2 separate regions of the Mus musculus genome follow, and region 1 is linked to region 2. A link is a loop called in an ENCODE intact Hi-C map of the cell type or tissue named here. Cell type or tissue: heart. All regions are shown on one strand. Each heading gives the region's core, and the rest is flanking DNA. Links, peaks and the distances in the headings are about the cores only.

Region 1 (15,423 bases), core at 4,793-7,292, 640 kb after region 2:
ATTGGTTGGCCATCCTCTCAATTTCTGCTCCATCTTTACTCCTGTACATTTTGTAGGCAGGACAAAATGTAAGTCAAAGATTTTGTGGTTGGATTAGTATACCAATCCTTCAGAGATGGCCAGTTCAGGCTCCATATTGCTATGAGTCTTAGCTAGGATCACACTCACAGATTCCTGGAAGTTTCCATTACCCTAGGTTTCTAGCTCATACCAGCAGTGTCCCGACCCCCATTGCAATTTTTGCTACTTTCTGTATGAGGGGTTAGACAGAGTCCCTTGGGCCAGATGTTAGCGGTGATAATAATGATCATATCCAGTACTCTTTTAGTCCATTTGAACAATTATAACAAAATACCACAGACTGGATCAAGTATAAACAATAGAAATTTGTTCCTCACAGTTATGAAGGCTAGAAAAGCTCCATCTATGTGTCTGATGAGAACTTACTCTCTTCCTGTGTCCTCTCATGGTGGGTGGGCAACCATGAGACCTGATGTTTATAAGGACACTAATTCCCTCCATGATGGTAAACCTCTTAATCACTTAATCATTTCCCAGAAGGCCCTATCTATTTTTTAAAAAAATTTATTTTGTTCATGAGACTGAGTCCATATATAGTCCAGCATTGCATTGAAATCCAGATTCCCCACCTCAGCAATCTGAGTAATTGGATTATACATGTGGGTCACCATGTATGACAAAGGTCTCATGCTGTAATACTCTGTTGAACATCAGGTTCCCTCATATGAATAGGGGGTAGGGAAGACCAGCACTCTGACTATAGAGCATATTTCTAACATTTGTTGTATAACTAACAGATGTCAGATACTTTTCTAAGTGTGATATATGTATAAGTTTATTTAATTTTCAAGGCTCTTGTTATAGATAGATACATTTGTTAACCCGTGGTTTCACTGAGGATAAATCTGCTGAATAGCAAGTAATAGTACTCTCCCGAGGCTAGTGAGTTTTCTACTTAGTAAGATGAGAGCCCAGAACCCTGACTCCACACTTCTCTCTCTCTCTTCCTATAAAGTACTGAGGGATACAGAAAGTGGCTACAAGCCAGAATTGACATGCTCCATTCTTTAAAAGTTTTTCTCCATGTTCTATTTTTCTCTAAAGACTTAGCCCAAATTCATTTTACAGCATCCTTTGCAAATAAGTCACAGAGTATGAGGTAGGGCTGCCAGAGCCTCCCATTTAATAACTAACTGTGTCACAACTTGTTAAATTATTCTTCCTTAACACAAGATTATTTCAGCTGGAAAAGAATAACATTTTGTCTCAACAGCATATTGAGCTCATGTTCAACTTCGGCCCCAGTCACCAGAGTCAGTAGGAAATGTTAACTTCCGTATGCACGCACAGGTCTTTCTGTCAAGGAGATGTTGAGTCTGCACAGTTAGGCTTTAGAAGAGAGGTACTGCCAGCACAGTTTGGATATGGTTAGGAGCCCCTAGAACCACAGTAGGAGGAGCTTGGTAAAGCCAGGCATCAGCAGAATTTCCATGCACTTCCCAGGACTCTTGGCAAGGCATCAGCATCAAAGTAAGGGGGCACTGGTTGCATTTGCCTGTAGGCTCTGTCCTTCATTAACTGTCTGACCCAAGGAAAACCGAAAGTGAGGTTAGCATAGAAGTTCCTTTATAGGAGTGTTGAAAGGATTGAAATTTAGGACAAAGAAAGCACTTAGGCTGGTCTCTGTCATATTTTAAATACTTGGATATAGCTACTGCTGACTCCCCCCCCCCTTTTTTTCAAATAATTTTGCACAGAATCTTTTGTGAACATTGTCTTACCTTTGTTATCATGAACTATGCTTACCTCATCCATAGAAACTTTGGTGTTTTGATGGTGGTACTCAAGAGCCTGGGCACCATCTCCAACCCTAAAACCAAACCTTGGATTTTTATCTTCACCATGGGTGAGAAAGGCCATTATTTCAATGTTGAATCGATTTGTAACTAGAATGTTGTAGGTTATGCTGCTTCTAACCATAAATGCCAGTGAGCAGAGAAAGGAATGGAATCTTCAGATACTCAGATTGCTATCAGTGAGAAGACAGTAGCTCAGCATCCTGGATGCCTTACGTCTCATCTCCAGTTAACACACTGTATAGGGGATGGGAACAGAGGCAAGTTAATTATTCCACAGTTTAGTTTTGTCTCTCTGTGGTGAGCTGGTCAGCCATCTTTCCTCACCCCTTTCTCTTTCTCCTTGTTATTGTCTCTCTTTGTGCATTTGGGCTTGTAGATCCTCAAGGCTACTGAGCCTAGCTTCTTTCCTGGGTACCACCTGGGCTAGAGGTTAACAATATGCAAAGTCTTTATGGGATATATGTGCTGAGCAATTTACAATGTATCATGTGCAGATTCCTTTCTACAATATGAAGTACACATAATAAAAATATGTGTACCCTTGTATAGAACATAAGAGCATCCTTATCTATCTACACACTTTCAAATTCATCCTGCAGAGAAAATATACTATATATATAAACATATATCTCATATGTAACATGTATTTTAAGTTCATAAAAGCTTGTCATGAAAGCCCTATATTCTAATGAAGTGGAAGTTGAAAATGTTAACAGAGGAAAACATCAAGCCGTACCTTCTTAAGAGGTGGTGGGACCATTTACATGTATATAAGCATGACAACAATATTTAGAGACAAGTGACTTTTCTAATAATCACTGATGTCATATGAGTCCCCGAAGCCACTAAAAGCTGGTAAGCACAGAAATCCTGCTTTTAATTTTCATCTGTCTCCTTTGTTTTAAAATCTTGAGTTCCTATGTCTCAATCCATAGCCATGCTAATCCTTTTAGGGATATCTGTCTAAATATGGATAATACCTAGTTTATTTCATTACCCTCATCAAGGCTAAAGACCCAAACATAAGAATAACTGAGGCATCTTACTGTCAGTGTTTCTGTTTTGTTTGTTAACACAGCATCATATGTAACCTAGGCTGGCCTCAATCTTTCTGTGTAGTTAAGGACGACATTCTTACCTCTGTTCTTCAAGATTACCGGTGTGTGCCACCATGGTCTGTAGTCTCCCCTCCCCCAGCCTGAAACCTGCTTGCTCAGGGGTGGAGCTTCCTGCTCATTCGTTCTGCCACGCCCACTGCTGGAACCTGCGGAGCCACACACGTGCACCTTTCTACTGGACCAGAGATTATTCGGCGGGAATCGGGTCCCCTCCCCCTTCCTTCATAACTGAGTGTCGCAACAGTAAAATTTGAGCCTTGATCAGAGTAACTGTCTTGGCTACATTTCTTTCTCTCGACACCTAGCCCCTCTTCTCTTCCAGGTTTCCAAAATGCCTTTCCAGGCTAGAACCCAGGTTGTGGTCTGCTGGCCGGACACAACAATGGTCAGTTCTGTTCTCCAAGATTACCGGTGTGTGCCACCATGGTCAGTTTCTGTTGAGCTGGGATTAAGCCTAGGAGTTGAGGGATGCTAAGTAAACATCCTTCCATTCAAGCTCCATCTCTAGCCCAGCTGCCAATGTTTATTATGTACTCTTGAAGTCCTACAAACAGTTATACGGAAGCCTCCAGTCTGTTGTAAATCTGTATTATCAGAGACAGCAGAGCCTCGCAGACAGGTCTGATATGACCAGCTCCAAGCAGGAGGAACTCTGTGATGGGGACAGGTTGTCCCTATAGTAGGACTATAACCTCAAGTTCTAGGAAATGGGCCTTTCATTTGCTTTTTGCTTTTTGGTGTTGCAGTAATAATTAATTCGAGAGTTTCTACCTTATCTTTGATCATTTATTCCCAGTTAAAAGACACAAAAAATTTTCATTTATAACAAGCCTTCATAACACTAGAGCTGAGCAGATAGCAACCCTCTAAACTAATTTGTCTACTTTCCTGTCAATAACCTGGAGATATAACTCCCCATGTTCTATCCAGGCCACTTCTCAAACTTCAAGCCTGGAAACTGAAACCCCGCCTGCCTCTCTTCTGCCAAGCTACAAGGTGTAGACATCTTTATTGATCAATCGGAGATAACTTGGGGGACAAGGTTATATGACTGACATCCCTTGGTAAATGGGAGGATTCCTAGTCCCTGGGGGCAACCAGACCTTGGGGGCCAGTATTTAGCATTACACTACCTAGCAACAGACATTTTTGTTTATGGTAATTTACAATTTTATTGATTAGTTTTAAAATCTGAGGTGGGAGTCTGAAGTTGTCCCATATGTGGAGAGGCAGAGAGCCATTGCAGGGATGTAGCCTAGAAGAAACACTTTGGCAGAGACTACAACAATTAAGGCAGTGACTCTGCTCTTTTCAAGGTCTCGACGTAAGGGTTACGACGTAAGGGTTACGACGTAAGATGTGGGTACGGCGGTTATGCTTCTCTGTGTTTATGGACAATGCTGAGCCCGTGAGGCTGTTTTCTCCCGCATCCCCTCAATCAGTAAGAGCTTCTTCAGGCCATCTTCCGCAGATTTGATAATGACCAACCAGACTGCTTGGTTTTAGAGCAGCAGTGACTTAGCTGTGTGTATTCCTTGCTCCCCTCTCCGTACTTTCCTGGATTTAAGTCTAAAGCTGTCAGTACTTAGAAGATGGGTGGAAATCCTTGCCTCCTGTGTTCCTGTATAGCGATGCCAATTAAAACCCTTCCCTCAATGTAACCGCATTACTTCTGCTTCTTTCCTCTGGAGAGTATGGACAAGCCTAGTATGTTGGGAGACCTGGAGTTGGTACTCTGGTTAACTCTTTAGCCAACTGCTTCTAACCTAAAACAAAACCTAAATCTAAGCCTTTAGTCAAGCCTTTAATCCCAGAAGTTTAGGCTAGGGCTACTGAGTGAAGCTCCATCTTAACTGCTTCTCTACCCTCCAATATATAGAAACAAACAAACATACATATACATACATACCCACAAACACACACATACATATACATATAGATACACACATACACACATACATACATATGTACATACATACATACACACATAGACTGGTAAATCTGGCAAAATGTTAAGGTATAATATGGTAGCAGGTGTGTGTTTATTATATTTGCTATTTATATTGGTATTCTGTCTGGACTCCACCCCCACAGTTACCTGGCAACAGCCAGGTGTGATCTTTCCCACAGTTACTTGGCAACAGCCAGGTAGGCCTAGCCCATTATAAAAGGGGGCTGCTTGCCCCCTTCTCTCTCTCTCTCTCTCCTCTCTTGTTCTCTTGCTTCTCTCTTGCCTTCTTTGGCTCTTCCCTTCTGCCCTTTCTTCCTTGCTCCCTTCCTCTCTCTCTCCATGTGGTCATAGCCAGTCTCTATTTCTCTACTCTCTCTCTCTCTCTCTCTCTCTCTGCCTTTCTCTGCCTCTACTACTCTCTTAACTCCCCTCCCCATGCCCTGAATAAGCTCTATTCTATGCTAGACCATCCTGTGGCTGGTCCCTCAAGGAGAAGGGGTGCTTTGGCATGGGCCTACTGAGGCACCCCATTTTCCCATAATTCACCACACCCTCATAGAACTTGTTTCTTTATCTTTTTATAATCACATTATTATTTTCTCTACTTCATAAGTTTGAAATATATAGAATCGTTTTAAAACTAAAAGTATTCAGAGTGCCATTGACCTTAACAATTCTAAATAGCATATCTCTCAAATTGTCTTTTCAAGACAGTTCTTGGCTGAAGAACTTGAAAACTTAATTGGCTGGTTTTTTTTTCCTTCAGTTTTAGTGGTTCATTTATTTGGCCAGTAGAGGTCGCAATACAGAGAACTATTTGGTTAAACTACTGTGTAGTATAATTTCCTCCGCGTGAAGTTTTTTTTTTCAGCCTCCCCCACTCCCAATCTGTGAAATTCCTTCTTGCATTTCTCCTTATTTTCTAATAAGCCCAAGATGGAAAGAACTAAGCCAGGGTAAATGTGAGGCCATAAGGTCAAAAAGGCCGGTTTGCAAGTGATTGTGCAAATAGAAGTAACTTTGTGAGTGCTTAGAGATAGGAGGGGCTAAGCAGCTCCTTTTATATTGAGATGGACTACCTTGTTGTTGCCAGGTAACTGAGAGGAGGAGCATACCTGGCTATTGTCATGTAACTGTGGGGGTAGAGTCTGGCCAGAAAGCCAGGAGCTTTGTCTGTGTGACTGATAGTCAAAGAATTATGGAGTTGGAGGCTCTGTGGTTGTCAGGCACCTGTCTCAGGGAACGTGGCTCACTGTTCCGTCCCTTGTAGAGTTTCCTACTGGGCCTCCAGAGCAAGCATCTCTCAACCAAAACAGGTTGCCTTTCACAGCCCCACAATAGTATATATATTTCTCACTCCCTCTTCCCCTTCCTTTAGAATTCTTCCGATTGTCTCAGAGACTGGTTTCTACCTCGCTCTTTCCCTTCTTTCTTTCCTCCCTCCCTTCCTTCCAATTTCTGTTAAAATTTTTAAAATTACATGCACATATTTGTGTATGTATGTGTATAGGTACTTGCATGCCATGGTACACATGTAGAGATCAGAGGATTTCATGGAAATGGCTTTTCTTCCACCGTGGGGTTTTGGGAATCAGAGCAGATTGTCAGGTATTGCCACAAATGCCTTTACCTGCTGAGTCATCTTGCCAGCCGGCCACTCCTACCCTGACAAGGCTGTATCTCACCATACAGCCTTGACTGGTCCTGAATTTCCTATGTACACTAGACTTTCATCAATCTTCAGAAGACCCTCATCCCTCTAATTCCTGAGTCCTAGGATTGCAGGTGCACACCACCATGCCTGGCTTATAGTCATATTTCTATGTGTGTGTGTGTGTGTGTGTGTGTAATGTATGTGTTCATGTGAGTTTGTGGGTATGAAGGTCATTGAATGTCTTCCTCTCTCTACCTTATTTTGAGACAGGGACTGAATCTGGAGTTTACCAATTATTTTGCCTTGTAGTTTGAATAGGTTCCCCCCCCCCCAGACATATATTTCAATGTTTGGCCATAGGGAGTGGCATTATTAGGAGGTAAGCCACCCCCAATCAAACGTTTTATGTATAAGAGTTGCCTTGGTTATTTTTTCACAGCAATAAAGCTCTAACAATGTTATCTAGGTTGGCTAGCCATTGAGCTGTGGAAATCTTCTTGTCTCTACTAGCAGTTGGGGTTTTAGAGGTTCATAATGCCCAGTTTTCACACAAGTGCTAGATATCTGAACTGAGGTCTCCATACTTGCATAGCAGGCACTTTGCCCACTGAGCCACCCCCCAGCCTCCATTTTCACTGGAGTATATATATATATATATATATATATATGCTTTTAAATATAGACTCCACATGAAAGAAATGCAAAATTTGTCTTTACAAGTCTGGACTTTATTGCTTAATGCAATGATCTCCAGGTTATTCATTTTCTTGTGTACTGATGTACACATTTATTGTTATTTACAGCTCAGATGGTTTTTTTTAATTGCCAATTTGACGCAGTCTAGAGTCAGTGAAGAAGAGAATCTCATAAGGAGTTGTCTAGATCATGTTGGCTTTGACGGATTATCTTGATTAACTGAGGTGGGAGGAACTGCCCACTGCATCAAAGTCTGGGGGTTCCTGGTGGACTCTTAATTCATTAGCACATGAATTCCCATCTGGGAACTAAATCATACTTCAGACACATGTTTTCCTTCTTATTTTTTCCCTTTCCTTACAACATTGGTGATCAGACCTAGGGCTTCCAAAGTAAGTGCTATATCAGTGAGCTACACATTTTAAAAAATGGTCCAGCCCTACTTTTTAACATCCTTAGTAATTCGATTGATAAACCCTTAGCCAGACAAACTAGAGGGCACAGGGACAGCATCCTAATTAACAAAATCAGAAATGAAAAAGGAGACATAACAACAGATCCTGAGGAAATCCAAAACACCATCAGATTCTTCTACAAAAGGCTATACTCAACAAAACTGGGAAACCTGGATGAAATGGACAACTTACAGGTACCAAAGTTAAATCAGGATCAGATTAATGATCTTAAGAGTCCCATTTCCCCTAAAGAAATAGAAGCAGTCATTAATAGTCTCCCAACCAAAAAAAGCCCAGGACCAGATGGGTTTAGTGCAGAGTAATCCATTCAAAACTGAGCTACAGGCCTGGTATGGTGGCACATACCTTTAGTCCCCACACTTAGGAGGCAGAGGCAGGTAGATCTCTAAGTTTGAGGCTAGCTTGGTCTACATATCCAGTTCCAGGATAGCTTGGTTTACATAATGTGACCCTGTTTCAAAAAACAAAACAAAACAAAGCAAAAACAACTAACCAACCAAACAAAACATTCAATCTACTGATCTATACCTTTCAACCCTAAAGGACCACAAAATCCTGTACCACATGTTACTGAGCCACAGTGGTATCAAGAAGAAGGCAGGGCCTTTGTTCTGCAAGAGAATTGAGGGTAAAGAAAGCAACCAACAGGGGCTCTGCCCTCTTTTCATTCCTATCTGGGTGACTTTGTCCCTATTTGTATGGGAGGTAACTCTTCTTGCCTAAAAATGCAGTAACTTTCCATATCAAAATATTTGTTTGAGCTCTAGATCGACAACTGGAAAGTGCTGAAAGACCTTACCTCATTGTCCTTTTGTTTCCAGTAAAATACAGTGAGATCTGATGCGATTACAATTTGAATTCTTTCTTTTGAAAACGTTTATTTTCCTCCTGTCTGGAAGCTTTTAACAATTTCCCCTCTATGCCATTTTCTGAAATTTCATGATGTTGTTTAACATGTTTTTTTCTTGGTGATTATTTTTAATTTAGAAAGTCATATTCTTTAGTCCTGTCTCATGAGTCTAATGAATTGCATTATTTCTAGTAATTTCCCTGCTCCATGTCTTCTCTGTTTCTGGCTCTTCTAATGGTCAATAAAAAGTTCTTTGGCTAATTGTTTGTTAGGAAAAAAAAAATCGTTTTTCTCTTGTGGTTTTCCATTTCTCGGAAATGGAACTAAGTATTACGACAAGAGTACTTAGTTCTTCTAACTTAAACCTTGCTTTTGGAAAAGATGTAATTTTTATGTATGTGTCTGCATGTATGCCTGCCTGAGTTTATGTGCACCATGCATGGTGCATGGAGGCTCACCCTGAGGTCAGAGGGTGAAGAGAAGGTCGTGAGCACCCTGTAGATGCTGAGAATCTAACCCAGGACCTCTTAAGAACAGCAAGTGCTCTTACCACTGCCTGTCCCTGGCTAGGATTTTAATGTCCATGAGCTCTGTCTTTTCCTTGTGAAACTGCTTGCTCCTTGTGTTTTCTAGATGCCGTATGCTTTATCTTTCTCGGGTTATATTTTATATTTTAGCTTTTGCCTGCTTACCACATTTTCCCATTTGTTCTGGTTTCTTCTTCCTTCCTTCCTTCCTTCCTTCCTTCCTTCCTTCCTTCCTTCCTTCCTTCCTTCCTTCCTTCCTTCCTTCTGGGGTTTGATGTGTCCTCTGCAAAAGTCAATCTCTAAACTTAAAGTGGTGGCATTTACAGGAGTAAAGGAGTTAGTGTTAGATACTGTGATCTCACAAAGAGAGGAAGAGAGACCACAAGCTCGAACCTTGTTCTCTCACCATGTGCCTCCCTCAGCCATGCTACGAGCATGCAGTGAGAAGGGTTCGATGCTGGCCAAATACCAGCACAGTGCTTTTGGCCTTTCCAGTTCTAGAGCTATAAGTTATAAAACAACTCTCCCCTCTCATCTCCCTGTCACACACAGAACAAAACAAAACCCAGAAAAGCAGGTTATGTAGACCTCTAATCCTAGCTACTCTGGAGGAGGAGGTAGGAAGATGGCAAATTTAAGGCCTGCTTTAAAATTTCACACACACACACACACACACACACACACACGAGTGTGTGCAGTGTCAGTGGAGGTGGAAGTAGTGATGGTGATGGCGGTGGCAGTGGTAGTCTGTGAAGTATTGGAGATGTAGATCAGTTGGTAAAGTTAGTAGTTCCCTAGCATTCCTGAAACCCTACAAACTATATAAACTGGCCATCATGAGTATACCTATAATCCCAGCATTTGGAAGTCAGAGGCAGGAGGATCAGAAGTTCAAAGTTATTCTCAGCTACAAGTGAGTTGGAAAGCAGCCTAGGTTGTGCAAAACTCTATTTGGAAAAAAAGGGGCGGGAGGAGTGGAGATATAGTTGAGTGCCTTTCTAGAATTCTAAAGGACACAGGTTCATCCTGAAGTGCTCCTAAGCAAAAACCTTTATAAGCTACCCAGTCTTCATATTTAATTACAAATATTTTATATACAATAGAATATAACAATGGAAATGAGGGTAGTTATCTCCCATATAAAGAGGAGCAAATGCTCTCAGCTCTGAGTTAGACCCTGGAAAAAAACAACTGCTGTTTTTCTTATACCACATTTATGCTTTCAATGGTTACCCAGTGCATGTTTGTTTGTTTGTATGTTTAATATGCTTTCTAGACTCCCGAAGTAGAATTCCCCCATCCTGGACTCAGCTTCAAATTTGCATGCTATGCTAAGTTAATGGCCCTGCTTTCAGAACGGGTGTCTGCTCTCACCCACCAACTGTCTTCCTTCCTAACAGCTTCTGACAGCGTAGGGGCATTGTAGATGGGAACTATCATACCCAACTTGTTACAAGCACTTTTTAAAAGTAAGCTGTACTCGAGTAAAATGAAATTATGGGCTGCAAATTAATGTCAATAGCAAGACAATTTTCCCAATTTAAACATAGGCTCTGGGGTACAAGCTATGTTGTACAACATGTATGTGCTTAGAATGTATAAGGCCCTGAGTTCAAATCTCAGCACTCACTGACCAACAAATACAAAATGCAAATCATGGAAGCAGCAATTCTCATTCATAGCTGCACTGTAGGCAATTTGGTAAATACCTCACACCATCATTAATCCAAATCCCATACCATTTTTGTAACATGTTACCCACGCATTCCAAACTGAGGGTAAGAAGTTAAGTAACTTGCCTAAGAGCATACATTCACTAAATGTGCAACTAAGATCAGAGCTTGTATACACTGATATCAGACCCTTATTCTCATAACTCTTCACGTGGCACTTTTGGGGGTCTAGAGAGATGGCTCAGTTATTAAAAGTAGTTGTTCTTCTAGAAGAGCACATAATGTTCACTACAGCCTGTGATTCCACTTCCAGGGGATTCAGTGTCCTCTTCTAACTTTCAAGGATATCCGCACTTATGTGGCACATGTATATCTGTATATATATATATATATATATACACACACATAATAAAACAAAAATTATAAATGTTAGCAAAAAATTGACAGTTTAGATTGTGAAATTTATGCAAATAAACATTTCCAGAGAGGGGACTCTAAGCCGGGTGTGGTGGCACACACCTTTAATCCCAGCACTCGGGAGGCAGAGGCAGGCAGATTTCTGAGTTCGAGGCCAGCCTGGTCTACAAAGTGAGTTCCAGGACAGCCAGGGCTATACAGAGAAACCCTGTCTCGAAAAACCAAAAAAAAAAAAAAAAAAAAAAAAAGAGAGGGGACTCTAAATTTTCTACATTTAATATATTGTTAACTGATACTCTCAGGAAAGAACCATTCGGGATAATTGTTGTTTTTATTTTTTTTTTATTATTTATTTATTTATTTATTTTTTGGTTTTTCGAGACAGGGTTTCTCTGTATAGTCTTGGCTGTCCTGGAACTCACTTTGTAGACCAGGCTGGCCTTGAACTCAGAAATCCGCCTGTCTCTGCCTCCCAAGTGCTGGGATTAAAGGCGTGTGCCACCACCACCCGGCAATTGTTGTTTTTAAAGATTTATCTTATTATTTGTGTGTGTGTGTGTTTGTGTGTGTTTGTGTTTGTGTGTGTGTGTGTGTTTGTGTTTGTGTGTGTTTGTGTGTGTGTTTGTGTGTGTGTGTTTGTGTGTGTGTGTGTTTGTGTGTGTTTATGTGTGTTTGTGTGTGTTTATGTGTGTTTGTGTGTGTTTGTGTGTGTGTTTGTGTGTGTGTTTGTGTGTGTGTTTGTGTGTGTGTGTGTGTTTGTGTGTGTGTTTGTGTGTGTGTGTTTGTGTGTGTGTGTGTTTGTGTGTGTGTGTTTGTGTGTGTGTGTTTGTGTGTGTTTGTGTGTGTGTGTTTGTGTGTGTGTTTGTGTGTGTGTGTTTGTGTGTGTTTGTGTGTGTTTGTGTGTGTTTGTGTGTGTGTGTGTGTGTGTGTTTGTGTGTGTGTGTTTGTGTGTGTGTGTTGGTGTTACAGATTACCCAGAAGATGGTGCTAGATTTCCTGGAATTGGAGTTACAGATGGTGATGAGCTGACATGTGGGTGTTGTGAGTTGAACCAGGGTCCTGTGCAAGAGCAGCCAGTATGCTTAACCACTGAGCCATCTCTCCAGATCCAATTGATTTTATTTTTTTTAGGACAGTATTTCATATTGTTCAGACTTACTGGAAACTTGGTATGTAGTTAAGACCTTCAAGTTTTGATTATCCTACCCCAACCCTGAATGCTAGGATTATAGACATGAACCATCATTTCTGGTTCTGTGTGGTGCTGGATATTCAACTTGAGCATGCTAGGTGAGCACTTTGCCACCTAAACTATACTCCTAGCCTAGCTAATTGAAACTTCTAGTGCAGGGTTACATATAGTACAGCTTGCAATTGGTGCTGTGAACTATTGCTTTTGTTTAATAAAGAACAAAACTAATATGAAATATCTAGGAACTTTTGTAAGACAGGGGCTCACATAGCCCAACTGGCCTCTAGCTTACTATGAAGCAGAGACTGGCTTTGAATTGAGTCTCCTGCTTTCACCCACTAAGTGATGGAATACATACGTGTACCACTGTGCTCAGCTTTAGAGACTATAGCGATGACTTATTGCTGAGGCATCTAATTGTGGACTGGTTGATTTGTCTTGTTAAGTAAAGGTCTAGACAAGTTCAGGTATTATTGAATTCTATGTAGTGATTGTCATATGGGCATATGGCCAGACCTACAAATTAGTCATGAGCTGCAGAAACTGGAGATAAAATAAGAAACTGGACCTTCACCACAGACTGAGCATCATTATAAAATGACTTTAACATGCCAACTGAGCCAACTTAAAAATTAGTCTGTGTGTACTGTTTCTGAGATCTCTTTTCAAAGATTTTTCTAAGTTTTTTCAGTTGCAAGTAGGTATTTTGCAGATTTCTCTTGAGGTCACTACAGAGTTTAAAACTTTATCAGTGGTAATGAGTAGAAAATGTCATTGTGTTCTGTGAACTGGGAGAACAAGGCGCCACAAGCATGTGTTCATGAAGTTTAGAAGATTTGTCATTGACCAGTCAGTAAGGCAAGAGGATGTATAAAGCCGTACGATTATAAACAATAAAAGGGAGAGTGACAAATAAGTAGGTAAGTACTATGGTGCAAGCCCTTAATCCCAGGACTCAGGAGGCAGTGGCAGATGAATCTATGAGTTGGAGGCCAGCCTGGTCTACAGAGTGAGTTCTAGGACAACCAGGGCTACATAGAGGAATCCTGTCTGAAGAAACCAAAAGAAAATAAAAAAGAATGTATGTATGTATGTATGTATGTATGTATGTATGTACGTACGTATGTATGTATCTGTCTGTCTATCTCTATCTCTATTATCTATCTGCCCATCCACCCATCTATAATCTAGACCAACATGCCCTCCCTATTTACCCTCCATTTTTTCCATCCCTGCTTGTCTTTCTTCCTCTGTCTTTGTCTCTGATCCCCCACCCCAAACAAACCTTGGTTTCATACATGCAAACCAGATATTTTTCCCTTGACCTGTATCTCTAGACCTATGACTTGATAGGTATCCCTGGCTGGCCTGGAACTCAATATATGGACAAGACTGACTTTAAAGTTACAGTGATCTTCTTGCCTCTGTCTCCTAATTGCTGGGTTACAGACATAAGCCACCATGCCTGGCTTACATTTAGAGTCTTAAGTGTTTCCCCAGAGTCCATAAGGCAAAGACTTAATCCCCAGTGTGGCATTACTGGGAGATGGAAGAATCTTCAAGAAGTAGTGTTTAGCGGGAGGTCTTCAGGCAGTTGTAGGCATATCGTTTGAAGAAGATCGTGGAGCTGTTCTATCCTCATTCCCTCTTGTTCCCTAGTGATGAGGCATGTGGCTTGGTTCTGCAACATGCTTCCACCGTGATGCTCTGCCTCACTGAAGGCAGGAAGTCTTCTCTTTGTTTTCCTGAGCTACTGAGAGGAACTCTCATGCTTCCAACAGCACAAATCACCTACTTCCTTGACTTTCCTGCCATAATAAACTGTAACCCCACAAACTGTACACACAAACACACCTTTCTTAATTTGTTTTTTTGTCAGGTATTTGGTCCTAGTGATGAAAAAGCATTTCATGTTGGAGTTCATATACTGTAAGTTTGGTGGTGTTTTGTTCACTTGGGTGTCTTTAATGGCCAGAAAGTCTATACCTAAATCAACATAACTTTCTGCATTTTTAAGCACAATAGGAAAAAAATGTAACTTTCTTTTTGAAGTACTAAGTCCAATTCCCTTTTCACTCTTTGGCCCAGGCACATATGGCTACCCTACTGACATGGTATGTTGTAGAGGAATTTTACTCCAGCAACATAGTTGTTCTGGCAAGAGATCACAGAAATTAACCATGTTTAAAAGTGATGTCTAATTGAGGGGCCAATCAGAAAGATTTGACAGTGTGAGTCTGAGATGGGATATGCCCAACTCTCATGGGGGACAGGAAAGGACAGGAAGAAGAGGTGACTTAAGAGAGCAGTGCTGGGGGGAAGGCAATTTTACTGGGACTATTTTACAGAGACAGGCCACAGTGAAAACAGAACAAGCCAGAGAGTAAAATGGAACCAGAAGACTAGAACAAATTGCCAGAGTTAGTTTGAGTCCAAGCAGAGAAATTCAGTGAGAAGCTGACAGAAGCCAGAAGAAGTCAGTAAGCTTGGAGAAGAGTTTGAGCCAGAACAGCTAGCTGAATTGAACAAACAGCCAGAACACAGAAAGAACAAGAAAAGGCAAGCTTATTCATCAGTAGAGAGGACAATTACATCAGGTGAATAAAAAATTACTTTTATAGTGCATGCTGCCACTTTTCCTGTTTTATTTTTGCCTTTTTGTTTTGCTATTATACAAAGTAATGGGTTTTACCATGGCATCTTTATAGACATGCATCATTAAATGTGTGCTCATATATTAAAACTATGTCTTTCTGATAGTTGGAGGATTTGGGGACATGAATTCTACAGGTAACTGGAAGTTTTATGGGTGTTCTTAAAGAGAACACAGATTGGCACCTCTTGATTTGCATGATTTTGCAGGGATTTCTGTGTCAAAAGCATAAAAGTTATTTCTTAGGTCCCCCAGGTGGCTTATAAGGAGAGGGTATTATAATTTTGAAATATTAATCATGTGAGATACTACTAACACAATGTATTACTACCAAGA
Region 2 (15,423 bases), core at 8,355-10,854:
TGAATTCACATCCTCCTGCCTCAGCTTTCTGAGTACTGGGGTTACAGGCAGAAGCATCTGACCCTAGAATATTTTAAATCAAATTAGTTTTTACTTTGTCATAAAAAAATACTTTTTAAGGCAAAGGCTCTTCACAGTATCAAGCAAAGAAAATACTAATTTTAATAATTTAAAAATGTGCAGATTCTCCTTGCTGTTCATTTCTTTCCGAGTTGGCTTGTTCTAGTGAAGAATAGAAGAGATCTTCTTATTGCTTTTGCTCTACAGACGAGCTTTCCCAGCTTTGCTCTGCGTGCAGGTTGCTTGCTGGACTGGGTCGTGAGTTCTGTGTAGTTTCCTGCATGCTGTCTTCGCCAACTGCCCACCTGTGTGTCGTAGAGCCTTTTCTGGACCTAAAACTGAAAACAAGGCTGCATGGCTTCAGGCTTGATGTCCCTGGCAGTGCTCCCCAGTGGGCAATGCTCGCCTTGGTGCACTGGATCAGAAGACATTTTCTGGTGGTCTCTTGATTTTAAGATTGATCCATGGCCTCTGGTGCTATTGGTCCAGTTAATCAGTTAGCAAGTTCCAGTAACGTTAGGATAGGTGACAGTAGCAGTGTGCTGCTGTTGTCTAGAATATCTAGTATTTTATCACCAGTTAACAAACTGGTGGTTGGTTGTTTTTTGGTGGGGGGAGGGGGAGGGAGGGCGGACTTCATTCCTTTTGCTGGAATCCCAGCTAATATGATGAACGTTCCTCTTTTTTACCATCTTATTCCAAATACGGTTTATTCAGGAAAGGCAAGGTAAGGGTTTGATCCTTTCCCTTCATTAGCATCATGTGCAGACCTGGAATCCGCCATGTCTCCAAGGATGTTCCTGTGGGAGTGTGCATGCTTTAAATGGGGAGTGACACTTATAAGCTACACTCGATGTGCTGGCTGCCTTCGTTACTAACACATTGCTTGGCCTCTCTTAAGTAGATAGAGCTGGGAAATACCATATTCCTTTAAAGTTTTTTTATATTTACTTTTGTGGTAGAGCCCAGGCTGGCTTTTACGTCAGTGTGTTGCTTAGATGAGCTTGAATGTCTGCTCTTCTTGTATACTTCCAGGCACTAGGATTGCAGGCATGTACTACCATTCCTGCTTCAGATGGCGTTGGGATCAAACCCAAGGCTCTGAGCACACTACGCCAGCAGCCTGCCACAGTCTCACCACCTTTCTTCTGCTTTTTGTTTTTAGAGAGAGATACATCAGATACTTACACGTTTGATTCATATTTTAGATTAATTCATGTATTTGATTTTTACATTTCATTATCTGATTCTAACATAAACACAGTTATTTGTACTTTAATTTGTTTTGCACCTATCTTTGGATGTATAATAATGTAATAATAGTACTGACATCAGTAGCATGTTTGCTAGAAATATTTCTCAATTTCCTTTTCTTTAGGCTACAAATATTTTGCTGTCTTTAAAGTCGTTTAAAATAATTAACTTGCACAGTTAAGGCCATCAGTTTAGTTTAGTTTTAGTGCACTTGTGTTTTTTTTTTTTCTTTAAAAATATTTGTCTCTATTTTGGTTTAATTTTATTTGAATTTAAAGTATGTTACTATTAAAATTCATACTTCTGGTAATATGAATATGGAAAACAGTTTGAGATTGTTTTGTTCTGTTTTTTTTTTTTGAGTAAATCTCATTGGTATTTTTAAAAATTAGTTAAAAATTTCCTTCTCATTAAATCACAAACTCAGTTCACAATTAGATTGTGTTTCCTTTGTATTTTAGTGGTTTCTCTCCCCCCCACCCCCGGAAATTTTTGTGTAATTATGAATAAAATCTCAGTTTTGGCTTTATGCTTAAAAAAAGCAAATAAATGCTTATATCTTATTTTCTTAAATGAAAGGTAGGGCAGAATACACACCGTTTTGTTATGTTAAAAAGTAAACAAGGAAAGGAAGAGAGTGAAAGCAAGCGGGTCTGGTCTGCTTTATTGTTGAGTGGTTTATATTGTGATGCTTAGGCATCTGGTGGCACATTGGTGGGTTTTATAGGTACTGACTGTATGGGTTTTGTTTGTTTTTTTGGTATTTCCTGGGATTAGATGGCATTTTAGGTTTTGAAAGTCTCACCCACAGATTATCATCAGATAAGTCAAAGCATTACTGCTAACCCTGTATTAATTGCTAATGTTTACTTCCTTGATTAGCAATGAATAAATAAATAAAATTATTAACAGGTGATATTTTTAATGATTAAATATGCATACATTTCTGGGGTATTTATAAAATTGATATCCAAACTAGTTACTATTTGGTTTTAAATAATATGACTATACAGTTGAATTTTTTAAGTACAGAAAATGCTAAAACTTAGTTTAAACTTTGTTTATATTAATTAGAGAACTGTGTGGAGAGGCCTTCCACTCCCCCTCCTTCAGAGATTACTAATTGAAGTCTAGCTGGTGTGGTTTGTTGTGACAATGTTTCACCTGTGTATCTCTAATGTTTTTAAACAGGTAGTATAACTCCAACTGTGGAACTGAATGGGCTCGCTATGAAAAGGGGAGAGCCTGCCATCTACAGGCCACTAGATCCAAAGCCATTCCCAAATTATAGAGCTAACTACAACTTCCGGGGCATGTACAATCAGAGGTTTGTATGTCTTCTTTGGTTTTGTTCTTATTTACTATTTTATGCATATTGCAGACGTTTTTGACATTCTAAGGATATTTGCATTGTGAACACAATTGACCTTGGGCATCTTGGGAGTTTAGATAAACCAGACTCACCAAGTGTGTTGGAAGTTAAAGGCAGAACAGAAACAAAACTCTGTAGCCTCAGAAGCTTTCTTTGCTAATGTACACAAGCCTCGGGACCCGCCATGCAGCATTCTCACTCCCTCACCACAGTACACTTGGTGTCTGCCTTTCCTGACTTGATGACTGCGTTAATGGCCTTGCATTTTTGTGATTTATAGCAACTTCTTTGGAGAGGCTTTACTAAGTCTTTGTTGCATATGGCACAGTTGTGATAGTTCAAGTGCAACTTTACAAGAGTGTAGAAATTTCAAAATAAAAACAGGATCTCTTTTCTTGTGAGGGGTTCTATTGCTGTGAAGAGTCACCATGACCACAGCTACTCTTATAAAGAGAAGCATTAATTGGGGCTGGCTTACAAACATCTTGATCTACAGGCAGCAGGAAGAGTCAGTAATATGGTTCCTCCAGCAACTTACTCCAACAAGGCCACTCCTCTTAATGGTGCCTTTTCCCTATAGACCTATGGGGGTCATTTTTATTCAAACCACCACAATCCTTATTGTAAAACTTATACAAAACTAATCATAGGGAATGTAGAAAATGCTAGATGGTAAAGAAATAGAAATATCTTGCTACCCTAGAGCTCGCTACTGTAAATATTTTGATTTACTTTAAATTATTCTTTGTGTATAAACATATTTAATGGAAATTGAGTTGTTCTGTAATACATGTGTATATGTACAATAAAATGCACAGATCATCAGTGTATATCTTGATGACCTCATGTATGTATGCATCTGTTCTCTCTTCACTGACTTTTAACCTAAGTGTGTCTTGATGGATTTGCCATCATGGCAGGGTTCCCTTAGATTTCCATGCTCACAACACACCCTTTGCCAGAAGTGATCTTCAATCTCTTGCCACAGATTAGTTCTGTCATATAAATATGTGCTGCACATAATCTCTCTGGCTTCTTTTACTGTAACCGATGGTTTTCTTGCTCTGTTTTGAGATTTATTAATACTGCTTATATCTGGGTTCTCTCTTTCTTAATTGTTGAATAGTATGGCTGATTCTTAACTTGTTTAATCTGTGTGTGCGATATGGTACTTTTTTCACCCAGCGTAGAGACCATGTGACATATAATTGTTCTTTTAGAGCCTTTTAGAGCTGGCTATAGATGGCCTCATCTGGCAAGGTGTATTTTCACCTGTGTACATTGTTCTGACACCTGAGCTGGTGTCTACCTCCTTCCCTGGGATTATAGACACATACCCTACATAAATAGCATCATAGAAATAGGTTTATTATGTTTATTTACAAATATTGTTTATAGCTCTGTTATTTCCTAGATGTAGATCACTACAGGAGGAATATTACAATTAAGAATAATATATTACTCAACCATATTACAATTCTGTTCTAATTTTTCATTAAAAGAGGTTACCAAGATATTTACTAATTTTAATAATTTCCTCTGGAGGAAAAAATCTTGAGTTTTAATTGGATTTGGCAATTTTCATTTTTTAAAAGAAATGTTCTAAAGTCATTCTGTAAATTCAGAAATATCTATTTTTGGATTGTCACAGTAAGGAATTTTCAATATTCTACATACCCTTCTATATGTTTGCAATGTCCAGGACATAGAAGAAAGCCAAGTACAGAGGATGAATACCATGACAATGCTGGTTTTCATTTTTTATAGCATTTGAGAATGCATTTTCTATTTTTATAGCTCTGAATTTTGAAATACGTTACTTTGCTTGAAAGTTACAAAGTGATCTTTAAAGCTTTCTGTGATGCTGACTGCTCCCAAGCAGGGCTGTCCTCAGGTGCTTACTAGGTATCTTTTTATTTGTCTGTTTTAATTTATTTTTATTGCATTTCCTGACTAGTTTTCAAATGTTTGTGTTAACATTATTAACAGTCAATCTATTTTGTTTGTAATTTTTCTGCCTATATTTTGCCTTTTAACTTTGTGTCTTGTTATAATTTTATTAGCTTTTGATATTGATATTTAAAAACAATTTTTCTTCCTCCTCATTGCCCTCCTCCTCCTTTTGTGTTTTGTTTTGTTTTGAGACAGGGTTTCTCTGTGTAGTCCTGGCTATCCTAGAACTCGATCTGTAGACCAGGCTGGTCTTGAACTCACAGAGACCCACCTACCTCTGTCTCTTGAGTGCTTATATTAAAGGTATGGGCAACTACTACCTGGCTTACAATTTCATTATTATATATAAGAACTTTGATATGTGATCAGTATTTGTAATGCCTTTGTTAAGGTTTTATATACTTACTGCTAATCAGATGTATAGAGAATATAATAATTTAGTTTATATATAACTTAATGCTTTGTAGTGCCTTGTTTGGTAGTAGAAATTAACGGTTTCCATTTAAAATGGTACTGTTCGAATTCTGACTACTTCTTTTAGGAGTTACTCTTAAGTAAATAACTCCTGTCTAGTCTCTCTGGCTTCCTGTGTCTCCTCCTCCTCCTCCTCTTCTCCCTCGTCGTCGTTGTCGTCGTCGTCGTCGTCGTCGTCCTCCTCCTCCTCCTCCTCCTCCTCCTCCTCAGTGTGTCTTACTTTATGCTAGGAAGCCCTTATGTCTCATTGGAAGGTTATGTCCTTTGACAGCTGCTCTATGTGGTCTTCTTACTTACCTGGAGTTGGCCTGTATGGGATGATTTCTGATTTAGTCCCCACTTAGGTGATGCTTTCAGAGTACCTCCCATCCCCCCTTCTAGCTTGGCTAATACCCTCAGCCTGTCTGGCTTGCCAGGCATTTTCCATCTCTCCAGCCCTATCCCTTTCCCAGTGTCTCTCTTTCTCACTGTGGCATCCCCAGTAGGCTTCCTGGCTCTCAGCTCAGAGTGTGCAGTACAGCTTTACCCTACCCTTCTTCATACTATGTGCCGTTGCTCTTCCTTTAGGCCTGTGGTTCCCTGGCATCCCTAGAGCTAGCTACTGCTTCAGTACAGTAGAAACAAGCAAAGAGCACACAGTCCATTTTATACATGTAATATGTTTCATTTTTAAGTTCCCCACTTTTTTATCTGATTTTGGGGAGAAGGTGGAGAGAGTTCTTCAATCTTATCTAGGCTGACATTGAACTCTGTGTAGTCCAGGCTGGCATCCCGATACCTAGCTCATATTTTCTCTCTTTTCAAAATAGGTTATTTGCAAATTATGCTAATTATGCAAAACAACAGATTTATTATGATATTTTATAGCTGTATATAATTTAATCACTATCCTTTCTTATTTCCCCTTTCCCCTCCTTCTTCATTTCTTTTCCCAAAGAGTACCCTGTCTGTATTTCTTCCTTTAAAAAAAAAAAAATACAGATTGTGCATGAGAGTAAACATGGTATATGTCTTTCTGAGTCTAGCTTATTTTGTGTAACATGATGATCTCTTGTTCCATTTTCCTGCAAAAGATTAAGGTTTGTTCATCTTTTTGGATGAGTAACACTCCATTGTGTATACGCACCACGTTTTCTCTTCCATTTGGATCTATATATATTTTGTTATTGTGAATAATGGGGCAGTAAACATGGATGTGCAGGTGTCTGTGGCTTCTTGATTGACAGTACTTTAGGTCCACACAGGATGGTGTTTACAGTTCTGGGTTTGACCTTTGAGGAGGTCTATCCTGATTTGACCTTTGAGGAAGGTCTACCCTGATCTCCACAGTGCCTTTGAGGAAGGTCTATCCTGATCTCCACAGTGCCTTTGAGGAGGTCTACCCTGATCTCCACAGGGCCCAGGATAAAACACTTGTAATGTATTAAGTGACATTCATGACAACAGTTTTGTTTTAACATGATTTCTTTTATATATATTTTAATCCCTGGTTGCTTACTAAAATTTTGACTAGTGAATTTATTATTTTCAAATAAAGCAATCTGGCACTAAAGTGATGGATTATCAGAGAGCAATCCTGGTGCTTTATACGTTCATGTTCTAGAGGAAGAGGCAGTGGGTAAGAGGGGTGCAGTCACTGAGGAGGGGCACTTGACAAAGATGGAAAGAAACGGGGGAAGGAGGGGTAGGACAAACAAAGAACCATGTGAACGAAAGCAGGGAGGAGGATGCCTGCTCTTGGCTGCCTTGACTGTGTAAACTGTGTCTGGGGCTCTTGGCTGCCTTGACTGTGTAGACTGTGTCTGGAACACAGGCACCAGGGGGAGCAGAGGTGGCAGGAGGGCCAAGGGTCCAGGGTCATGGGATGTAATTTGGTTTACTCACTTTTCTACATGTTGTTAAGAAATGTTAATATTTTCCTCTCATTTCTAATTCTGAGATCTGATTTGTGTATTCCATGGGGGAGCAGGACTTGTACCTACATGTTCTCCAAATGTCTCCTCATATCAGGAGTTCTTTCCCTTTATATTTTTGCATTCTTTATGGTTTTTCTGCTGATAACAAAGAGGGTAAAAGACTCCAAGAGCTCACCTCAAGCTGCAATGCCAGTTTCAGCTGGAAAGCCTCCTTAGAAAGGCAGCATTACTCAGTAATCTCTAAAAGGTATGATTTCATGTGTGACCTGAATTTGCTGATGACAGCTTAAGCTAGAATCTGCTCCGGAGATGTGGAGCACAAGATTGGAGGCAGCTTACTTCTTGGCAGATTCCAGATTAACTGGTAGCTGCTTAAACCAGGAACTGAGAGGCTAAGTCCAAGAAACATCACTTAGGGATACTTTTGAAAACTTATCTCATTTCCTACTTAAGGTAATATAAATAGTAATTAGCTGTTGTTTTCTTTGTTCTTTGCTGTTGGATTTTCTGCTTGAGCTCATATAGAGGCCTAAGCAGAATGTTATTTTCCTCTGTTCTGTTTTATAAGTGGAGAGGTTTATTCTTGTACAACTTGGTGATACAGGGGGGATTCTGAAGTACTTCTCTCCTGTTAACACCCAGGATGCTTGGTTGTAGCTGCATCTTGTGGTGTTTTTCTCTTTGTCTAAGGCCCTAGTTGATATTCCACAAATAGAAAGCACTTAATATCCAAATGACAAACTGTGAGTAGATGTGCTTAGCCTACATGCATGTGTGCATGTATCCTGGGATATTCGTATTTGTAGATAAAAAAATGTCGTATTGTGTCAGGAGACTGGACAGCTAAGGGAAGGTTGGAGAACAGCTTATGCATGTGTTAATTATCTATTACTGTGACAAAATAGTCAGCTGGGCACGGGGCTTTTGCCTGTAACCCTGGCATTTCCCCATTTGACAGGCTGAGACAGAAGGATAACATAAATTTGAGGCTAACTTGAGCAACAAAGTAAGAAGACCTTGTTGTAAAAACGGGAAGGGTAATCCTTTTTCCTTTAACTTTTTTAGACTGAGTCTTCTATGGAAGCTCATAGTGTAGCTGAGGTTAGCTTTGAATTCCCAATCCTCCTGCATTACCTCTTAAGTCCTCAAGTTACAGGTACATTCTGACACACAAGGCTTCAGGCTTCCAAGTATGGACGTGTACAACCCTGGTGATTGGACCTTACTGCCTCTGCACCTGTGGTGAGGTAGAACATCTTCCTGGGAGTCCATGGTAGAAGACGCCATTCACCTTCAGATGCTAGGTGCAAAGACAGAAAGATGGACAGTCTGATTTCAGACTCCTTTTATATTATCAAAGATGAATTTTTAGATTTCCTTTATTATTTTCTGTGTATGAGTGTTTTGTCTATAGGTATTTCTGTACACCACGTATATGCCTGGTGTCCAAGGAGGTCGAGAGAGGACAGGCATTAGATCCTCTGGGACTGGAGTTACAGATAGTTGTGACCCGCCATGGGGGAATTGGGAACAAATGCTCATAACCACGGAGACATCTCTCTAGCTCCTCAGTACCCCTTTCAGTGGCACACCTTCATATTGACTGGACTACTTCCACAGAGGCCCCACTTCCAAAAGGCATGTCTTCCACTAGCATAGCAGGCCGGGTACCATACCTTTAACTCACGGTCTTTATTCACAGTACATGTATTTCTGCATGTCATCTGTAAAAGGTTTTCTTTTCAAATTTGTGTGTGTGTGCGTGTGTATGAGGTGTGTTACAGTTATGCCATCATGTATGCATGGAGGTCAGAGGGCAGCGTACAGGAACCATTGCTCTCCTCTTCTGTGGGCTTGGGAAGCAGACTCAGGCTACCAGGCTTGATTGGCAGCAGCACCTTTGCTTGCTGCTCAATCTACCTGGCCCCATTCTGCCACCTCTTTATAAATAAATTATGTAGAAAAGAATAGAATGAGTTAAACTAGGCATCCTATTAATAGTTGATAAGTATTGTCTATTTACAAATGAAAAGTTATTATTGCTTGGCAGGAGGCTTTCAGCCCCTTGTCCTTCTGACACATATTTTGAAAGATCTTCCACTCAGATTATGCTATTTGAGAATGGGGTTTTGCCCCACATAACTGGGGCGTCTGTTAGGCAGACCCTAAGGCTAGCTGGATACAGCGCTTGACCTTCCTTGATTCCATCTTTTTCTTGCCCTTGTGGTTTTTCTTTGCCAGACTTTCTTTTCAAAGAAACCCACTCTTGTGCCTAATAAGTGACAGTAGTTTGTACAGTAGACTTGGAGTGGGGAAGGTGAAAGATACCGTTTTGATTTCAGCCACTAGGTGGTGCTTGTGTACTGCCAAAGTGTAGAGACTAGTGGGGTTTTTTGTTTTGTTTTGTTTTTACTTTTTATTATTATTTTTAAGACAATCCCTTTATATTTGAAGTCTACTTTTACAGTGATTATCTAGTTTAAAGGTAACTTTTTTAATTAGATATTTTCTTTATTTACATTTCAAATGCTATCCCAAAATTTCCCTATTCCCTCCCCCCACCCTGTTCCCCTACCCACCCACTCCCACTTCTTGGCCCTGGCGTTCCTCTGTACTGGGGCATATAAAGTTTGCAAGACCTAGGGGCCTCTCTTCCCAACGATGGCCAACTAGGCCATCTTCTGCTACATATGTAGGCTAGAGACACAAGCTCTAGGGATACTGATTAGTTCATATTGTTGTTTCACATATCCGGTTGCAGATCCCTTCAGCTCCTTGGGTACTTTCTCTAGCTCCTCCATTGGGGGCCCTGTGTTCCATCCTATAGATGACTGTGAGCATCCACTTCTGTATTTGCCAGGCACTGGCATAGCCTCATACGAGACAGCTATGTCAGGGTCCCTTCAGCAAAATCTTGCTGGCATATGCAATAGTGTCAATAGTAGCCTGGGCTGGCATTTGTATTCTCTTAGTGTCTGTATAACATCTGTCTAGGATCTTCTGGCTTTCATATTCTCTGGTGAGAAGTCTGGTATAATTCTAATAGGCCTGCCTTTATATGTTACTTGACCTTTTTCCCTTACTACTTTTAATATTCTATCTTTATTTAGTGCATTTGTTGTTCTGATTATTATGTGTCGGGAGGAATTTCTTTTCTGGTCCAGCTTATTTGGAGTTCTATAGGCTTCTTGTATGTTCATGGGCATCTCTTTCTTTAGGTTAGGGAAGTTTTCTTCTATAATTTTGTTGAAGATATTTGCTGGCCCTTTAAGTTGAAAATCTTCATTCTCATCTACTCCTATTATCCATAGGTTTGGTCTTCTCATTGTGTCCTGGATTTCCTGGATGTTTTGAGTTAGGATCTTTTTGCATTTTCTTTGATTGTTGTGCCCATGTTCTCTATGGAATCTTCTGCAGCTGAGATTCTCTCTTCCACCTCTTGTATTCTGTTGCTGATGCTTGCATCTATGGTTCCTGATTTCTTTCCTAGAGTTTCTATCTCCAGAGTTGTCTCCCTTTAGGTTTTCTTTATTGTTTCTATTTCCCTTTTTAGGTCTTGGATGGTTTTATTCAATTTCATCATCTGTTTGGTTATGTTTTCCTGTAATTCTTTAAGGACTTCTACCTCTTTAGCAGTATTCTCCTGTATTTCTTTAAGTGAGTTATTAATGCCCTTCTTAAAGTCCTCTACTAGCATCATGAGATATGATTTTAAATCTGAGTCTTGCTTTTCGGGTGTGTTCAGTTATCCAGGACTGGCTGAGGTGGGAGTGCTAGGTTCTGATGATGGTGAGTGGTCTTGGTTTCTCTTAGTAAGATTCTTACGTTTGCCTTTCACCATCTGGTAATCTCTGGTGTTAGTTGTTATAGATGTCTCTGGTTGGAGCTTGTTCCTCCTGTTATCCTGTTAGCCTCTGTCAGCAGTCCTGGGAGTCCAGCTCTCTCCTGAGTCTCAGTGGTCAGAGTACTCTCTGCAGGCAAGCTCTCCTCTTGCAGGGAAGGTACACAGAGGTCTGGCGTTCAGACCTGCCTCCTGGCTGAAGATGAAGGCCAGAAACAGGGCCTGTCCCAGATTTGTTGCCTCTGCAGTCTGCAAGCTCACCTGCATATACTGGTCTCCGAGGGACCCTGGACACAAGATGGCTCTCTCACCTGCTCTGGAGGTCAGAGCCCTCTCAGGCAGACACCTCTCCTCTGGTGGGGAAAGGTGCCCAGATGTCTGGAGCCCAAAACAGGGTCTGTCCCAGAAGTTGTGTCGCTTCTGCAGTCCGCTTGCTCACCCTCCACTGTCTGTGAGCTGGCCTGCACAGACTGTTCTCCGAGGGACACGGGACACAAGATGGCTCCCTTACCTGCTCTGGCGGTCAGAGTCCTACCAGGCAGAAACCTCTCCTCTGGCAGGGAAGGTGCCCGGATGTCTGGAGCCCAAAACAGGATCTGTCCCAGAAGCTGTATCGCTTCTGCAGTATGCACTCGCACCTGAGCAGACTGGTCTCTGAGGGACCCGGGGCACAAGATCTAGTGTTTTCATTAGTCTCTATTTCAAGGTCAGGGACTATCAAATGAAAGCTTAAAATGACCAGCATTCAACCATGTTTTGACTTATTGATATTCTGATTTCATATGATTTAATATGGAAAAATGTCAAGTAAAGAGCTCTAAAGTATTTTTGGATAAAAGGAATAAGCATTTAGGTGGTGAAAAGCACAACTGTATTTTAGCAGTTAAAGATGACTTTACATTTGGTATACTGTATCCCTTGGTTTGGGGAATATATTCCTTTTATTTATCATGTCTTACACATAAAGGTCATTTTCTTTGTAAGGATAACACCCAATAGAATAGATATAGAAGTGAAAGAAAACTGAAAAGTACATTTAAAAGTGTTTTTCTCATGTCTTTACGTGGGTCTGCAGTGTTAGACTCATTTTTTGTTGTTTGTTTGTTTCATTTTTTGAGACAGGGTTTCTCTGTGTAGCCCTGACTGTCCTGGAACTCACTCTGTAGACCAGGTTGGCCTACCTCTGCCTCCCAAGTGCTGGGATAAAAGGCGTGCGCCACCACGCTCGGCTTAGACTCTTCTTAATGAAGAGAAATGAATCTAAATAACTGAGACACACTTAAAATACACTACCTTCTAAAAATACTGGTAAGCCAGAGAAGAGCATCTGAATACATGGCCAAAGCAAGAATGAAGAAGAATGACCTTAATAACCCATATGGCCACAGATATTAACAAACATCTTTAAGGAAATATTAGCAATGTAAATTTAGCTACTGTAATATACCACAATTAAATGAAACTTGTTTTGGGAAAAAAAGATTAGTTTAGTATGGTAATAAAAATAATCAATTGTATTAATTAAATGGAGAAAAACTATATGAACATTTCATTAGAAGAGAAAAAAGCATTTGATAAGCTAGCAGTTGTTCAGGGTATAGACTTAGCAATCTGGGGATGGAAGATGGGGTGTCTTGAGATCATCTTCAGCTGCCTAGATTAGTGGTTCTCAATCTCCCCAATGTTGTGACCCTTCAATACAGTTCCTTATGATGTAACCCCAACCATGAAAATGTTACTTATTGCCATTTCATGACTGTGATTTTGCTACTGTTACGAATTGTAATGTGTTTTATAATAATTTTAGGTGACTCCTGTGAAAGGGCTCTTGGATGCCCAAGGGGTTGTAACCCACAGGTTGAAAAGTGCTGGACTAGATACATTCCTTGTGCAGTCAGAACCAAGACACTGGCATGTGCTGTTATCACTTCAATTTCAGTGGTACTTGAACTCTTGTATATAAATAAAGTAAGAAATAAATGGAGAGAAATATTAGAAAAGAAGTAAAGCTATTTCTGTCTGTAAAAACCAATTTTGAGTGTAGAAAGTTCTAAGATATGAAAACCAAGAGCTACTAGAATAAGGGAGTTTTTAGTACAGTCACAGGATACAAGGTCTGTATACTAGAAAACTCAATGGTAGTTCTGCTTAGTAATCATGAACAACTGGGCAGTTATAATCATGTAAAATGTTGTTTTTGTAAGTCAAATTAACAAAATAAGTACACAACGTGTGTGTTGAAAGCTATAACACAATTGCTCCTACTAAGGAAGACTCTTCCTGATTAAGATGATCACTCTCCAGAAGGTAACATGAAGGTGAAGTACAGTTTCCACGAAAATCCTAGCTGTTCATTTAATAACATAGCATTTTGTAGATGTGCAAAAGGCTGCTAGTAAACAAGGAAAGTTTGAGAGGAACAGAGTGTGAGGGCTCACAGTATCTGACTTTACTACTTGTTAAAATCTGTTTTGAGGTCTGGGATGCAGTTTGGTTGGATGAGTGCTTGCCTAGCATGCTAGGGCCCTGGATCCAATCACCAGCACCACATAAATCTGGTACATGCATCTGGGAAGAGGAAGGGATACAGGAGGATCAGAAGTTCAAGATCATGATCAGCTACCTAGTGAGTTTGAGGCCAACCCAGGCTTTAAGAGATCATGTTTGGAGGAAGAAAACCCAAACAGCAACAACAAAAACCCTACATGATTAAATCAGTAGATATTGGAATGTTGACAGAGATATAGAGCAATGGAACAGAAAAGAATAATAAATAAATGGAATAGAAAAGAACAGAGGTTGCTACACTGGGGCCCATGGTCCCAGATATGGTTTGCTTCTTTTGTGTGTGTTGCCTGCAAATTAGGAATAGTTTTTTCATTTTCAAGCTGGAAAAATGGTAAAAGAAGAAAGATACAGTTCATGAAGCTAGGTGACATTGACATTTTAGTGTATGTTAGATTGGGGTGCATCCATAGCTTCTTGTTTGGGTGTTGTCTATTGCTTTTGTGCTACTCTGATACATCTGGATAGTTATAGCAGGGTTTGTATGTCCTGGCCCTTTGAAAAAGGTTGCTAATCTCAGAAATATTGTGGTAAGAAATAGATTTATCATACATGGCCATTTAGTTCATTTAAAACTAATTCAGTAAAGGTGCCAGTAGGGAAGGCTGCTGTGCAGTGTGAATGAGAACAGGAATGCATTCAGTTGAAAAGATGAGCTGGGAAAGAGGGTCTAGCACACGCATGAGTGTGCTGTGATTGGTGTGTTAAGTGTTCATAAACAAACATGATGGGAAGTCTGCCGTAAGCAAAGAATGCTGATATGGAGAAAGCAGTCAGAGCTCACCTTTAAGCTTGGGCACACAAAGAATCCAAATTTCCTTTCTCTAGCATTTAATATTTCTATTTGCAGAATACTAAAGTTGCGCTTGTTCCCATTTTCCTGGAATAACACAGATGAATCTATTTACCCTGAACCATTGGAGGGCAGCATGGCTTTGTGTTTTGATGCCACTTTTACAGTCTCAGAATGCTTTGAGTTATGGGTTTAATATCGTTTAGGAAAATTGAATATTTTAGTTAAAATTAAACTTTTTACTTGGCCTTTTTAAGTAGAAACTGGGACATTATCATTATGTTCCCTTTGTTCCCTTCTACCTTCTCATCCCTAGACCTAGAAGCTAGTAGGGCTGCTTGGTAAAGGTTGGAAAGTTTTGACTCTAGTTCAGCACTATATACAGTTTCCTGAAATAAAGAATTGGAAGGCAAATATACAAAGTTTTTTCTATTTATTTATTTATTTTCCCCATTTTTATTAGATATTTAGCTCATTTACATTTCCAATGCTATACCAAAAGTCCCCCATACCCACCCAACCCCACTCCCCTACCCACCCACTCCCCCTTTTTGGCCCTGGCGTTCCCCTGTACTGGGGCATATAAAGTTTGCGTGTCCAATGGGCCGACTAGGCCATCTTTTGATACATAAGCAGCTAGAGTCACGAGCTCCGGGGTACTGGTTAGTTCATAATGTTGTTCCACCTATAGGGTTGCAGATCCCTTTAGCTCCTTGGGTACTTTCTCTAGCTCCTTCATTGGGAGCCCTGTGATCCATCCATTAGCTGACTGTGAGCATCCACTTCTGTGTTTGCTAGACCCCGGCATAGTCTCACAAGAGACAGCTACATCTGGGTCCTTTCGGTAAAATCTTGCTAGTGTATGCAATGGTGTCAGCATTTGGATGCTGATTATGGGGTGGATCCCTGGATATGGCAGTCTCTACATGGTCCATCCTTTCATCTCAGCTCCAAACTTTGTCTCTGTAACTCCTTCCATGGGTATTTTGTTCCCACTTCTAAGGAGGGGCATAGTGTCCACACTTCAGTCTTCATTTTTCTTGAGTTTCATGTGTTTAGAAAGTTTTTTCTTTTCTAGAGGTATCTGTAAGACCACACATTAGGTAAGCTTCATCAGAAAGCTCATCTTGGCCGGAGCACCTGGAGGAGCCATCTTGGTTTCCGGTTCCCACCGAGACAAGTTTGCACAGGTGAG

The links. Hi-C counts contacts between places; a loop is a spot of excess contacts. Peaks named below come from ENCODE experiments on the same cell type or tissue, not always from the same donor. Only the 100,000 strongest peaks of a DNase experiment are listed, where the experiment ranks them.
Region 1: a loop joins it to region 2, with 3.0 times the contacts of the local background. A loop is called at or near these places in 2 of 42 quality-filtered maps.

Annotation. Positions count from the first base shown.
Region 1 is chr1:15,782,432-15,797,854 of GRCm38, reverse strand. No RefSeq gene overlaps it. Among named protein-coding and RNA genes, the nearest start is that of Terf1, 16 kb to the left of the region's middle. In heart, for the core only: a CTCF peak has its summit at 5,736 (motif pointing right); no DNase peak of the experiment used is centred there; H3K4me3 peaks cover 230 bases.
Region 2 is chr1:16,427,541-16,442,963 of GRCm38, reverse strand. Stau2 (staufen double-stranded RNA binding protein 2) reads left to right here. Exons shown (of 14, transcript NM_025303.3): 5 at 2,506-2,641. Among named protein-coding and RNA genes, the nearest start is that of Stau2, 84 kb to the left of the region's middle. In heart, for the core only: a CTCF peak has its summit at 9,366 (motif pointing right); no DNase peak of the experiment used is centred there.